Regions from separate parts of the Homo sapiens genome. Here region 2 is linked to region 1. A link is a loop called in an ENCODE intact Hi-C map of the cell type or tissue named here. Cell type or tissue: PC-9. All regions are shown on one strand. Links, peaks and the distances in the headings refer to the core of each region. The heading gives the core; the rest is flanking DNA. Region 1 overlaps LOC105377989 (a long non-coding RNA gene). Region 2 overlaps LOC105377989 (a long non-coding RNA gene).

Region 1 (4,406 bases), core at 296-4,295:
AACATTTCATAACTCTAAGGACCCTCTTTGTTGAATTAAAATGTTAATATTTTAATATTTTAAAGGCCTTTTGCAAATATTTAACTAACACATTCATATTTTATAGCCTTTGAGCACTAAAATTTGGTGAGATTTTTTTTTTTACTCTCCAAATGTTGACTAATGCTGGCATACGCAATCTAAAGGGATTAATAGTTTTCATATACATCTCCCTTGTCTTTCATTTTAAAACCTCATCAAAAAGTTTCAGCCTCTTTTTGTTACTTTTCAAGAACAGCTCAGTTGATACTTTGACCCATGTTGCTCAATTATTCTTCTTCAGAGGGTGTCTACTTAAATGGATTGGTTTTACATAAAAAGGATTTGACTACATTCGATATTAAAATAAACATCAATTAACATACTTGTTGGGTTTTTATGCTGCCAAATCATTGGTTAGACTGACTGCTTCCCTTTCCAAGCTTGTTTTGGCATTGTCAAAACTATGTCTGAGCTACCCAGACTCTTTCCTAACTTCAGAACCCAAGTGCTTGGTTCTAATACCAGGAGGCGATGAATCATTATGGTTCCGTCAGACTTCATAGGGCCACATAAATGATGTAGAAGTTAGAAGCCTGTTTCATTGTCTAATCCCCAGCCTGTCCCATTTTATTGACATTTCCTATTTGATTAACAGCAAATTCTCACCATCTTTAACATTGCTAATGGAAATATTCCATACAAAGGCTGAATTTGTACTATGTGGTAACTTTCTGTTGTTTCCAACATGAGCAGTCTTCTATGACTAAAAAATGTTCTGAAGGGCTGAAATTTCTACCAATGCACATATAAATAATTATGGTGGTTGCAAGTATGTTCCTGGGCAATGAGAAATTCAATTTGTCCTTGTCAAAACAAAACAAAAGAACCAAACACAAATTGGTTGGAATGTTTGAGTTAGTGGAAAGCATTCATCAGAGATGTATTGGAGAGGGAGATAATCAGAAAATGGCTTAACTACATCAGTTTTGCATTGATCTGACTGTAATAAATGCCTTTTTGTGTAGCTATAAGAATGGTGGTAGTTGTCTTAAGGTCAAAATATCCACAGGGAGTTTGTTGAGAGTGGTAAGAAGAAACATCACAGAGAAGTGAAACAAAGGAAAATGATTGATGATGTATGAGGACTTCATTCTGTAAGAATAATCTAAAATTTTTAGTATTGTTTTCTGGATGTTTTAAAGTCTTTCTTTTATAAATCAGAGCTGTGTTTAGTACAATATGGATCCAAGTGTTGGACCCCACAATATTTGGTTCATTGTGTGAAATGCAACAAGTCTTAGTTGCTGTGTCAAAAACCACATAAGTACTTATTCTCAAGACATATTCTCAAAATACTGAGAAATCAACCCACATAAGAAGTGGTGAATGTAAAGATCTATCGACTTCAGAAAAGTCACTGTATTTCAAAAAATAAATTTCATCTTAGACAATCAATCACAAAGAATAACTGGAGATATAGTATGAATATAGTCAACAGCAATGGAGAACTATAGGAAATAGCTCATGTTTATTATACCAGGAAAACAAATTAAAATAATATGAGTGTGAAAAAATCAGAGGCTATACATTTTTTAACCTTAAGAAGGAATATCTTATGTTAATGACATATTAATAACTACAAAGTGGCTAAGCACCGTGGCTCATGCCTGTAATCCCAGCACTTTGGGAGGCCAAGGCAGGTGAATAACTTGAGCCCAGGAGTACAAGATATGCCTGGGCAACATGGTGAAACTGCATCTGTACAAAAAATACAAAAATTAGCAGGGTGTGGTGGTGTAAGCCTGTAGTCCCAGTTACTAGGGAGGCTGAGGCAGGAAAATAGCATGAGCCCAGGTTGAGGCTGCAGTGACCTGTGATTGTGCCATGGCAATCCAGCCTGGGCAACAGAGCCAGATCTTGTCTCAAAATAGTAAAAATAATAATAACCACAAAATATTGAGCATAGCATATATGTCACACATGGTGTTTTCTAAGCTATATTATGTTGTTATTTGATATAACCAAGCTAGGAAGAAATTAGTGGAAAAAATATAAGAAAAGAACAGATTGCATTCTTATAAATGATGGCCTATGTATTAGGGGATTCTATAAGAGGTAAATGTCATTGTTAGGCTGATCTGGAAAGTAATGAGAATATTTCTATAAGATACATGTGTGTACTGGTCTTATTCCTTTTTTTTCACTCATTTCTGAAATTAAGAAATAATCTTATACATAAATTCAATTCGTTGCAGGTAAAAGTATACCATTCAGAATAGAGAAGGAGAAGAAAAGATAGAAGGAAGTCACATTGTTCACCACACAAGGTTGTTGTGGAAATGTGAGGGAAGGGTCATTTATTATTGTTTTTATTTTGACTGGGCTCAGATTTTGTGCTCACTGAAAAGATACAATTGTGAGAACTTGCTCTAAAGTCCCAGCTGTTGATGGACAGGCATCCTCTCCCAAGGTAATAGGGAAGTTGTTTAAGCAACTCATATTTTTGGAAGAGGCAGTGTTTGTTGTAATTTGATCCTAACTGCAACCTATATCTCACCTGCATTCATCAATGCCAAGCCACAAAAATGCCTGGAAGGTCCAGAATGCTTGGAGCTTGTGCTCTGCATTAGTGGTATTGCGGCTGCTTCACTATGAAAGTATTGTGCCACAGAAAATATATTCTGATTCCTTATAGCAATTAAGTCCACAAACATGAAACTGAAGGTCAGTTCTCTTATCCTTGACTAACTTATGTTTTTTTGAGAGTAGAAAACTATACTACAGTAAATTCATGGGTTCATGTGGTTGTGCTGAGGGTGGGGAGGTAAGTTCAATATAAAGTCTTAATTTTTTCCCCTTTTCTGTAACACAAATGCTTTCTATCATATTTGATTTATTTAAAATAACTTTAGGCATTTCTCTTTTGTTTTATCAACTACTTACAATATTTTCATACAAAAATAATAGTAGCAATTCTTGTACATGTTAGTTAAAATAATAAGAAACTCAGAATATGATTCAGAAATGCCCAAATATTTTTTACCAGAAAAAGGAGGAAAATACTTCTTGGATTTACAAATGTAGGTATTCATTCATATACTCATTCAGTGCATTTTATGGTTGCAAATTGGTGGCAAACAATTTATTGGAAATCAAAGGGTTGAAAATAAATAAGCCATAATGCAAGCCATTAAAAAGGTCCATGGAGAGAAACAGACATTGATGCAAATGAAATTTCTGTAAAGGGAGGTGAATGCTCTAAAATAGTATGTGTTTTAAAGACAAAACTGCCCTTTTAAAGTCAATTATTTTTATATTAAACCATAGTTTTGTAGCTGTAGATTTGTCTTTTTGTTACAGTATCTAGATCTATTGGTATTCTTCCATATCATTTCCATTATCAGTATGTGTATAATGCCAACTATTGGAGGCTATCTAGTGTTATATAAAGCAGGCAACTTTGTGTAAGGAATTAATCTTGTCCTAGAGTTGACTTTATTATTTTGGCAACAGGCAAAATGATTGATTTTCGACACCTCTTCTCTGCTCTTTGTTGTGAACCAATTCTATCTTCATGGTAGGGGAAGTGAGTTAAATAAAACAACTGGTAACAAAAGGAGGCTTAGTTGTGTGTATACATTTTTTTAAATTTAGTTTTTATTTATTTATTTTTTGAGACAGGGGCTCAGTCTGTCGCCCAGGCTGGAGTGCAGTGGTGAGATCATGGCTCACTGCAGTCTCCACCTCCTAGGCTCAAATGATCCTCCCACCTCAGCCTCCCAAGTAGCTAGTACTACAGGCATGTGCCACCAAGCCTGGCTAATTTTTGTGTATTTTGTAGAGATGGCATTTTGCCATGTTGCCCAGGCTGGTCTCAAAGTTGTGGGGTCAAGGGATCCTCCTGTCTTGGACTCCCAAAGTGCTGGGATTACAGGTGTGAGCCACTGGAACTGGCTCATTTTTTTTTTCTAATATCAGCGAGAAATATTTCTTGTGGGGCCTCTTTCTTCTTTGTAATTCAATCGAAGAATTTCTTGACTCTCAAAACACTTTAGATCTTTGTCCTCATTTAGGAACTACTTTAATGCCGTATTTTACACATGGATATAGACCAACATAGATGTATATGTATTTATTCAAATGACTTTTTATTAAAAAATTAAAATGATTCGTTCTTTATTATGAAGCTTAGCCACATATTCAACACCTTTTTTTGCATCCCCAGAATTAATATATTGATAAATTTGTCATTTGGAGGTTCCAATGTTGGTTGTATTTATAAACCTAAAAATATATGAGAAATATATTTGAGGTGCAAGATATTTAAACTTTACCTTCACGCTTACTCACACATCCTGCACCTATCAGTAGGACAGAAATTCTGT
Region 2 (4,406 bases), core at 227-4,226, 97 kb before region 1:
TAAAGTATGAACAGTCTACGAAGACTTCATTGGAACTCCCTCAAACACATAACAACTAAGGCAAACTTAATCAAATGGATTCTAGGGTGGACTTAGATATGTACTGTTTAAACGAAAAATAATTATTGATACTAGAATAAAAACTACCCGAATTCCAGCCAGGTGTGGTGGCTCACACCTGTAATCCTGGCACCTTGAGAGGCCCAGGTTGGTGGATCACTTGAGGCGAGGAGTTCAGGACCAACCTGGGCAACATGGTGAAGCCCCGTCTCTACTGAAACTACAAAAATTAGCCGGGCATGGTGGCATGTACCTGTAATTCCAGCTGCTCGAGAGGCTGAGGCATGAGAATTGCTTAACCTGGGAGGCGGAGGTTGTGGTGAGTCGATTGTACCACTGCACTCCAGCCTGGATGACAGAGCAAGACTCTGTCTCAAAAACAAAAACAAAACAAAACAACAAAAACAAACAAACAAAAAAAACCTACCTAAATTCCACAATGCCAATTTCAATTTTTAAACCACATTATATTTGTTGATTTGGAGGAGGAGGCTGTTAAAATATATCATTGAATTAATTTTATCTTTTATTCATTTCTCTGCCAATGATAACTGCTGTGTGCGATTTTCCATGCTGGAAGATGATTTGTTTCACATTTTCAATATATAGTTAGTTTACTGCTCAAGACCACATCAGAAAAACAAAGTCAGTCATAAAGCAGCTTGCACTCTGTGATCATTCCTTTTAAAAATCTCATATTCAGCATCAAAACATTTATCCATTTCAGAGAAACCAAACCTCGGCACATGATTCTGCACCGTGTGATGATATTAAACATATTATACGTTAAATGATTTCAATTATTTTGCCTATTTCACAAACTTCATTTTGAATCTTATTAGCATTATATCTTTGGTTTTATTCAATAACAGTGCTTTAAAACTTAAGGAAGATGACACTCAAAATAGTACCATTCTCCATTATCTCTACTGGTTACTTCTATAGCCTCCCACCCACCATTGCCACTTTGCCAGGGTGGCAAACACTCAGAAGGTCTTAATGGAGCCTAAAGAAGAGCTTGTAAGCATGTCTTTAAATTCCCTGAGGAAATTGTAACTGAAAAGGAGATTCTAATACAAGTGTATTATATCTTAGTTTTGAAGACTCTAAAATAATACTACAGTTTGAGAGCAAGCCTCAGGTTTTAATTAATTTGTGATAAAATGATTCACCACATGAACAAGCCTAAAAGAGAAAAAAGAATCAAGTCAAAAGATGCAGAAAAAGCATTTGACAAAGTCAACATTCATTCCTCATAAAACACTCAGAAACTTGGGATTGAAGTAAACTACTTTAACCTAATAAAGATAATTTTCAAAAAGCCTACAGCTAACATTATACTTAATGGTGAAATACTGAATCCTTTTTGCCTAAGATAAGAAACAAACAAACAAAAAAAGCGTCTGTTCTTACCACTTCTATTCAACTATAGTAGAGGTTATATCTGGTACCTTCAGGCAAAGCAAAACAAAACAAAACAAAACAAGGCCTTCAGATTGGAAGGGCAGAAATATGCCTGTCATTATTTTCAGTTGACATAATTGTCTATGCAGTAAATCTGACAGAATCTACAAAAATGCTTGTAGAACTAAGTGAGTTTATCAAGGCTACAGAATATAAGATCAATATACAGAATCAGTTGTATTTTTATATTCTAGCAATGAGTAATTAGAAAATGAAATTTTAAAATATCATTTAAAATTAAAACTAAATATGGAATACTTTGGATAAATCTGACAAATGATGTCAAGGACTAGTAAGTTTCTTGAAACTACAAAATATTATTGAGAGGAAGTAAAGAAGGCTGACATAAATGAAGAGCTATTTCCTGTTGATGAGTCAGAAGATTCAATATTGTTAAGGTGGCAATTCTTTTCCAAACGTATCTTTTGATTATCCACAATTTCATTCAAAAATTTAGTAGATTTTTTTTGTAGAAATTGACAAACCAATTTAAAAGTTCACATGGGAATGTAAAGCAGCGTTACATTAGTTCTCTATTGCTACTTTACAAGCTACTACAAACACAGTTGCTTAAAACAACATCCATTTCTTAGCTCACAGTTCTGTAGGTCAGAAGTCTGGCATGGCCTGGCCAGATTCCCTAATTAGGGTGTTAAAAGGTATTTATACAGGGTATCAAAATCAAGGTGTTACTGGTCTGAGTTATTGTCTGAGGTTCTGAGGAAATACTGCCCTTCATGTTCATTATTGCTTGCAGAATATAATTCCAAGTAGTTATAGGACTACAGTTTCTGTTTCTTGCTGACTGTAAGCCAGTGGCCACACTCAGCTACTAGAGGCTACCCACATTCTTTGACACTTAGCCCTCTCCTCCAAGCCAACAATGATATGTCCAATCCTTCTTGTGCTTCAAATCTAAGCATGATCCTCTTTATGAATATTGCCTAGTGTGATACATTGAGATTCTCTAAAATCCTTGAGGAATATTTGTCTTTATGCTAAACAGTCATCCACTGCTACAAGCTAGGGCTCATGTACCAAACTGTATAGTTTTATTGTTTCTTTCTTTAGTATTTATCTGCTTTCATGTATTTTGCTAGGAAGCAGGAACTGTGCAACCAAACTTGATAAAGTTTTTATAAAATAGTGACTTAAACATATTTCTCCAAAAAAAGCACTGTGGTCCCCCCAAATAGTTGAGTACATCTATTCTGAATACTGAAAGGTTTCTTTTCCCTCTTTCTGCATTTTCTGTTTTTTTAAATCATTTAAACTTTTACTTTAGATTCAGAAGGTACAATTTGTCAGTTTGTTTCATGGGTATATTGCATGATGCTGAAGTTTGGGGTACAACTGATCCCATCACCCAGATAGTTAGCATAATACCCAATAATTAGTTTTCCAACCCTTACCCCTCTCCTTCTCTCCTCTCATTAGTAGTCCCCAGTGTCTATAGCTGCCATCTTTATGTCCATGAGTACCCAATGTTTGCCTTCCACTTGTAAGTGAGAACATGTGGCATTTGCTTTTCTGTTCTTGTGTTAATTCACTTAGGATAATGCTCTCCAGCTGCAACCATGTTGCTGCAAAGGATATGATTTAATTCCTTTTCATGGCTGCATAGTGTTCTCTGATATATATGTACCACATTGTCTTTAATCCACCATTGATGAGCACCTAGGTTGATTCCATATCTTTGCTATTGTGAATAGCTCAGTAATGAACATACAAGTGTGTGTCTTTTTGGTAGAATAATTTATTTTCTTTTGGATATATATTCAGTAGTAGGATTGCTGGGTTGAATGGTAGTTTTGTTTTAAGTTCCTTGAGAAATTTCCAAACTTCTTTCCACAGAGGCTGAACTAATTTACATTCCCACCAGCAGTTTATATGCATTCCTGTTTCTTTGCAGCCTTGCAAGCATCTTTTGTTTTTTGACATTTCAATAAAAGCCATTCTGACTACTGTGAGATGGTATCTCACTGTGGTTTTGATTTTCATTTCTCTGATGGTTGGTGATGTGGAGCATTCTTTTCATGTTTGCTGGCCACTTGTAGCTTGTATGTCTTATTTTGAGAAGTGTTAATTTATGTCTTTTGCCAATTTTTTAATGGGGTTATTTGGTTTTTGCTTGTTCAGTTGTGTAAGTTCCTGGATAGTAGACCTTTGTCATATGCATAGTTTGTGAATATTTTCTCCCATTCTGTACATTGTCTGTTTACTCTGTTGATAGTTCCTTTTGGTATGCAGAAGCTCTTTAGTTTAATTAGATCCCATTTGGCAATTTTTGTTTTTTGTTGCAATTGCTTTTGAGAACTTAGTCATAAATTCTTTCCCAAGACTGATGTCCAGAATGGTTTTTCTTAGGTTATCTTCTAGGATTCTTGTAGCTTGAAGTCTTACATTTAAATCTTTAATCCTTCTTGAGTTAATTTTTGTATATGGTGAAAGGTAGAGATCCAGATTCATTCTTCTGTATATGGCTAGCCAGCGATCACAGCATTATTTTTTGAAAAGTGAGTCCTTTCTCCATTGCTTATATTTGTCATCCTTTTCAAAGATCAGATAGCCATAGGTGTGTAGCTTTGCTTCTGGGTTCTCTATTCTGTTCCATTAGTCTATGTGTCTATTTTTGTACCAGTACCATGCTGTTTGGCTACTGTAGGCTTAAAGTGTAGTTTGAAGACAGGTAATATGATGTCTCTAGCTTTGTTCTTTTTGCTTAGGATTGCTTTGGCTATTTGGAATCCTCTGTGGTCCCGTATGAATTTTAGAATCTTTTTTTCTAATTCTGTGAAAAATGACATTTGTAGTTTCATAGGAATTATGTTGATTCTGTAGATTACTTTGAGTATCATGGTCATTTTAATGATACTGATTCT

The links. Hi-C counts contacts between places; a loop is a spot of excess contacts. Peaks named below come from ENCODE experiments on the same cell type or tissue, not always from the same donor. Only the 100,000 strongest peaks of a DNase experiment are listed, where the experiment ranks them.
Region 2: a loop joins it to region 1, with 5 times the contacts of the local background. A loop is called at or near these places in 1 of 110 quality-filtered maps.

What each region holds. Positions count from the first base shown.
Region 1 is chr6:126,954,009-126,958,414 of GRCh38, reverse strand. All of the region lies in intron 7 of LOC105377989 (a long non-coding RNA gene), which reads left to right. Among named protein-coding and RNA genes, the nearest start is that of RSPO3, 160 kb to the left of the region's middle. In PC-9, for the core only: no CTCF peak of the experiment used is centred there; a DNase peak (open chromatin) is centred at 2,594.
Region 2 is chr6:127,051,180-127,055,585 of GRCh38, reverse strand. All of the region lies in intron 5 of LOC105377989 (a long non-coding RNA gene), which reads left to right. Among named protein-coding and RNA genes, the nearest start is that of RSPO3, 65 kb to the left of the region's middle. In PC-9, for the core only: no CTCF peak of the experiment used is centred there; no DNase peak of the experiment used is centred there.